2 separate regions of the Homo sapiens genome follow, and region 2 is linked to region 1. A link is a loop called in an ENCODE intact Hi-C map of the cell type or tissue named here. Cell type or tissue: heart left ventricle. All regions are shown on one strand. Each heading gives the region's core, and the rest is flanking DNA. Links, peaks and the distances in the headings are about the cores only. Region 1 has its middle 84 kb from the start of CCNG2. Region 2 has its middle 170 kb from the start of CXCL13.

Evidence for each region. Peaks named below come from ENCODE experiments on the same cell type or tissue, not always from the same donor. Only the 100,000 strongest peaks of a DNase experiment are listed, where the experiment ranks them.
Region 2: it touches region 1 in a loop (2.6-fold over the local background); 25 of 110 quality-filtered maps call a loop at or near these places.

Annotation. Positions count from the first base shown.
Region 1 is chr4:77,239,336-77,242,142 of GRCh38, forward strand. No RefSeq gene overlaps it. Among named protein-coding and RNA genes, the nearest start is that of CCNG2, 84 kb to the left of the region's middle. In heart left ventricle, for the core only: a CTCF peak has its summit at 1,346 (motif pointing right); a DNase peak (open chromatin) is centred at 1,316.
Region 2 is chr4:77,432,437-77,435,243 of GRCh38, forward strand. No RefSeq gene overlaps it. Among named protein-coding and RNA genes, the nearest start is that of CXCL13, 170 kb to the right of the region's middle. In heart left ventricle, for the core only: a CTCF peak has its summit at 1,161 (motif pointing left); a DNase peak (open chromatin) is centred at 2,033; H3K4me3 peaks cover 336 bases; H3K27ac peaks cover 1,217 bases.

The DNA of each region.
Region 1 (2,807 bases), core at 86-2,585:
CAGGTGATGTAAAAATCTACAAGTCTTAAGCATCCATACATCCCATCTTGGACTTCTAATTTTTCCAGTCTTTTTATCCAGGCCTCTGACCAGGTAGCTTAAGCACTGGTCACTGCCCAGGCATCAATACATATTCTAATCTTGAGCTGCTGCTTTTGCCACCAAATTTAATTCTTGGTGGAACACTTGGATTTGTTACTTTCCTGTATATGGCCTGAGGCATATCTTCATGGCTGCCACAGCCACAGAGTACAGCCAAGATGCTTTAAACATGGTCTTCATCTAGCATTTGGGAAATAATGGGATCTCTTTCCTGATACCAACACAGTTTCAGTGATGCCACAGGCTTGTAAATGCCTACAGAGCCCAGGTTTGTGGCTCAGGAAGATACCTGCTGTTGGTGTCTGAGCCCTTTGAATAAATATTGTGAGATTACTTGATAATGAAGAAATTCTTGAAGTAAAACTGAGTCTTAGCAGCAAAGTTAAAGGAAATAAGCTGCCCCTTGGGTATTGCGGGATGTGATTGGTAATGCCAAGGCCTGTTGGCAGACCTCATGCTGAGGATCAGGTAATGAGACTGAGTGACAGCTGTCATTTTTCAGTGGAGGGGTGATGGCAGAAAATCTGAAGTGGCAAACCCTTAACTGAAGTCCTGTTGGATAAAGTGTGGTGACAGGATGGGATAGAAATCTATAGCAACAAGTTACATCAAAGGTCTGATATCCTTTCAGGACTCTGTATCGAGTTTAGCATGAAGGCTGATCTCGTTAAGTTCCTAATAGGTTAGCATTCCAAGGTTAAGTGCTCACAAGAGGTGTGCACTTGGAGGACATAGTATGCCTGCCTCCCTAGCCCCTCGGTCAATTGCTGATCTGTGTCCAGAGTGGGGAACTGCTGTGTCATTGGAGGAAAGAAATCTAAGTCATAGGCAGATAGCATCAGACAACCTCCGTCATTCAGAATCACATCAGCTACAGTGGGCTGTAGGGTGTCCACAGGAAAGCATCCAGTGAGCCGCCTCAGGTATTAGGTTCAAGAACGGTGCATTCTGTGACCTATATTTTATGTCTACATTTCAAACGAACCAACTCTTGGACAGTGAGAAAGTAGACTGTGACACTTGAGCTTCCTCTGAGGGAATGTAGTATGAGGTCTGAGTCCATAGGACATCGCTGTTAACTGATTCTCCAGTTTCCCTTGCCTTAGATGTGAGAGGTCCTGTACTTCCCTCGTGTCAGGCAGTACAGGTGGGCCGTGGTGTGGGTTGGGGGAGAATCAGACAAGTCTCACAGGTGAACTGGAGGGGCAGACCCGCTGGGACTGAGTTCAGGGCTTTGGCCAGGAGAGGGCAGTACTCGATCACAGAACTGTGTTCCCTGAGCAACCTCCTTCAGATGGAGCCTGGGCTGGGCAACTTAAGGGGCTTTTAGAGAGCAAGAACCAACAGTGACTGACTATAATGGTCTTATGAGGGACACTTGGGGTGTACAGTTCGGGATAACTGGGAGCTTTGAAGAATGGGTTAATGTAAATGGAAAATGGGTCTCCAAGCAGATGACACAAAGCAGAATGAGCAGACGTCCATGGCAAACAGAAAAAGGGGTAAAGCAGGACAAAGTGCTAGAGAAAAGCCAGTGAATTCCTCGATATGCGAATGGTGTACACCTTAGAGTGGATTGCCACAGTAGTGGAGGACGGCATGTCTTTCAAGGTACCTCTTCCAGAACCAAGATAACGCTGTTTCTCATGCATAAATTCAAGTGAAGGAATGAATATAAGGCTTTAGTGTCCATGCTTTCACCATCAGTATGGTTTACAGCATAGTTTTCCTTGTAACATAGTTTTCTTGGGTCTGTTAAGCATCATGCTAACCTCTTAACGTGAGGATAAGTGACAAGGCACGGCAAATTAGTGAACATGAGATGTGTGCCTGGTTGAACTGATGCATGCAGCTCATCTGTATCTCAGCTGTCCCTCATGCAGCTGAACTTGCTGGCGTGCACCCACAGGGTCCTCTAAGTGCATTTTCAATTTCCATAGTGACTCTTGGATAGAAAAGTTTAGCCAACTGTTAGATGTGCAGGTGGTGACTTTAGATAGGTAGGATTATCACCATGGAAGCTTCTGGTTCATGATAATGAGAGGGACTTCAGGAGATGTTTGGTAGAACATAGACAGCCACTGGAAGGTGCCAGGAGCCTGAAGGAAAAAATCCTCAGTCTGTTTCTTCCAAACACTGAAATCAAGGCGACTTTCAACCCTGGAAGTGTCATTAGTTGTCAAGAATTATGAAGCCAACTATATGGTAACTGTAACGAACTCCTCAGGACCAGAGATCTTAGAAATACCAACGTATTTCTAAGAAATCAGTGAAGGAGTTGGGGAGGCAGGATGAGTAAGAAGGGGATAGGTAAGTCAAGCAAGGCTGTGATCACAGACAAAATCCCCTTGCCTCTCACAGAGGAGCGCTGGAGGTTACACCATTGCTTGAGCTGGGCTTTCATATGTGAGAATATGACAGCATTTATTACTGGTGGTCCTGGTCTAGTGGGGGGTAAGAGGTGGTAATCTTGGGCACTTCTGGCTGTTGGTGTGCATGTAAAATAGGTCCAGTAACTCAAGGGAGGTGCTCGAACAACTGCAGATGCTGCCTCTTAAAGACACAGGTATCCAACGTTGAGGATTACAGAGAAATGGCAAAAGGAATTTGAGGAGATATGGACATGGCCCCAAGATAGGGTTCATTATCTTTGTTACAGGAAGAAAAGAATAGGTGAATAGGCAACAGGGCTCTCCTTGTCTCCA
Region 2 (2,807 bases), core at 88-2,587, 190 kb after region 1:
AGGTCTAATATGCCTGGAATACCCAAGATCCCTTAGGGTGTCTCTTGGCACCACCATGTCTTGTGATCAGTCAAGTGAATACCATACCCACTCCATTCAGAAGGGATTGCTAATGGTCCACACCTTTCAGGAATGAAAGGTTGGGTTACCCAATACGGCAAAGAACCACAGCCTGCTGAAGTACTTACTGGAGGTAAAGGAAATATGGAAGGGGGGGTTGGCAGAAGGTGGTTATAAATACTAGCTCTGACCATCTGACTAGTTGTAGAAACAAAGACACTGACAGTTACAAATATTTGTTAGGAATGTTTGCATATAGAGTAACTATTTGTGTCTCATCTTCTTACAGTCTAATATAAATGTTAATACTAGTTGACCTAGTATTTGTTATGGTAGTATTCAAGCTATCACATATTAAAGAAGAGTAAACTGTACCCAAGTAAACTTGCGCCCTCTTTTGGGGAAAGGGTTACTGTGTTTTCAGTTGTACACGGGACAGCTGTATTATATTAGGCAGAATTGACTATCTATTTGGAGATTAACTGTGTCTTAATGTGAGGCCTAAGGGTGCCAAGTTGATAAGGGTAGACTGTAATGATTTTTTGATATGCCTACGTTGCCAGACCACTGTCCCCAGTTCTAAAAACACTAATGTAGGTGTTGCTTTAGAAGTGTCATGTAGGTATGATTAAACTTCACAATTAGTTGACTTGAAGTGTAAGGGATATTCTCCCAGAAAAGTTTATGGGCCTAATCCAATCATTTGAAAGGACTGAACAGAGCTGAGGCTTCCCTAATGAAGACATTCTGCTGTGGTCAGAAGTTTCAGCAGCCCCTGAGTTCCTGCCTGTTCCTCCTGAAAGCCTTCCCTATCTGTGGATAATGGGCTTGCCTTGCCAACTTCCACAATTGCATAAAACAAGTCCTTGCAATGAATCTCAACATGTATTAATATGTATCTCCTGGTTCTGTTTCTCTGGTTAAACCTTGCATGATACACCCTCTTAATATCTGATACCACTTCTAAGGTTCAAGAATGCCAAGAGCAGCAGTTCCAGCCTTGCAGAGGAAAATGAAAGTGACTTCTGTAAGTCTGAGCCTTTAGTGTCAGCTGTCCCATAATTTATCCACCTTTGCCCTCTTCTGGTGATACAAGGAAATTCACAGTGATGTCGGCTAAAGAAACGCCCCTCATGATTCTCAGGCAATTCTGCTGAGGTCTCATGGAAAAATAGGCATTATGCCAAGGGTACAACCAGATAAATCATAGTTTTCTATTTTTCCATTATTTGGAGTTGACTTCCTAGCTGAAAATAACTTTAGAATGTGAACATTCATGGCAGCCATCAGAATGTTTGTTGCTTTTTAAAAGTTTAGAAATAGAAAAGCAGTTTTTTGGTAGAAAGTCTTACATATTCCTCTTGAGATTCAAAGTCCTTTTCTCACTACCCACCTCTCCATCCCACTTGCTTGTTAAAAGATTACTTAAAAATACTTTAAGTAGAAGAACAAGCTTTCACAAAAGTGCTGATAACTTATGTTTTTATGCAATTTCCTATCTATACTTGATGTATCTTGGCAATTTATCAATAAAGATCCACTCATTCCTAATATGTGCACAGTATTCTATAGTATGAATGAACTGGAACTTAGTGTTTGCCTTACGGACAGACATTTAGGTTGTCCATCTCCTTGGCAATTAAAAATGATGCAGTGAAGAAACATAACATACCCTTGCTTCTCTGTGCTCCTATTTCTGTAGGGTAGATTCTTAGGCAAAACCCCTTTGATACTCATGCTGGGTAACACATCCAAGAACAGAGGTAACAAATCTAGCATAGGATTGTCCTTCCATATTGTTTGTTATTATCCCTATGTACCTTTCAATTCGTGCAGTCACTAAAGATGTGGCCATAGAAAATGCTACATGGATCTCCCTTCATAGAAAAACTTCTTATTCAGCTATTATGAGCGCAGATGGTGGAAAGCCTCCAGCTGTCCTTCCGGATCCACTTGGGCTTTCAAGCCAAGGTCATGGTCTTCGTGGGCAGCTTCCAGCCAACGACTGAGTCTGGTAGTTATAATTAGAGACTATTTCTGCCAAAATACATGACTCTGCTGATTTTTAACTGGTGGAGACTTTGTCAGATCGGCCTCAGAACTGAAGTCTCTATGCCTAGTCCTCCTCCCCACTTTAGATCTGCACAGCCACCTGAAGGCTTTCCTCACTATGATGGGTGGAATAATGCCCCCAAAATGTTCATTCCAATCCCATGAACTTGCGAGTATTCTATACATGGTAAAAGGAACTGTCATCTGTGATTAAGTTGAAGACTTTCAGATGAGATTATTCTGGATTATCTGGGTGGGTCTAATGGCATCACAGGGGTACTTGAAAAGGAGAGGAGATAGGATAATCAGTCAGAATGAGAGGAAGCAGAGGTTAGAATGATTCAAGGTCACAAACCAAGGGGTACAGGCAGCCCCTAGAAGCTGGAAAGTGAGTAGGTGGATTTTCCCCTAGAACTTTCAGGAGGAACGCAGGCTGCCGCCAAGACCTTGACTTTTTAAGCTCAGAGAAACCTGTTTATTTCGGACATCCAGAACCATAAGATGATAAACTAGTGTCTTAAGCCAGTAAGTGTGGTAACTTGCTATGGCAGCAAGAGGAAACTAATGCACTGGCTTGACCTTGTGTTCACCCTTCACTGTTCACAGGCAGTACCCCCAGGAAACCTCTCACTCCAAAACCTTTCTCCCAGCCTCTGCTTTTCAGAGAACCTGACAAATTGGAAAGGATTGAATGT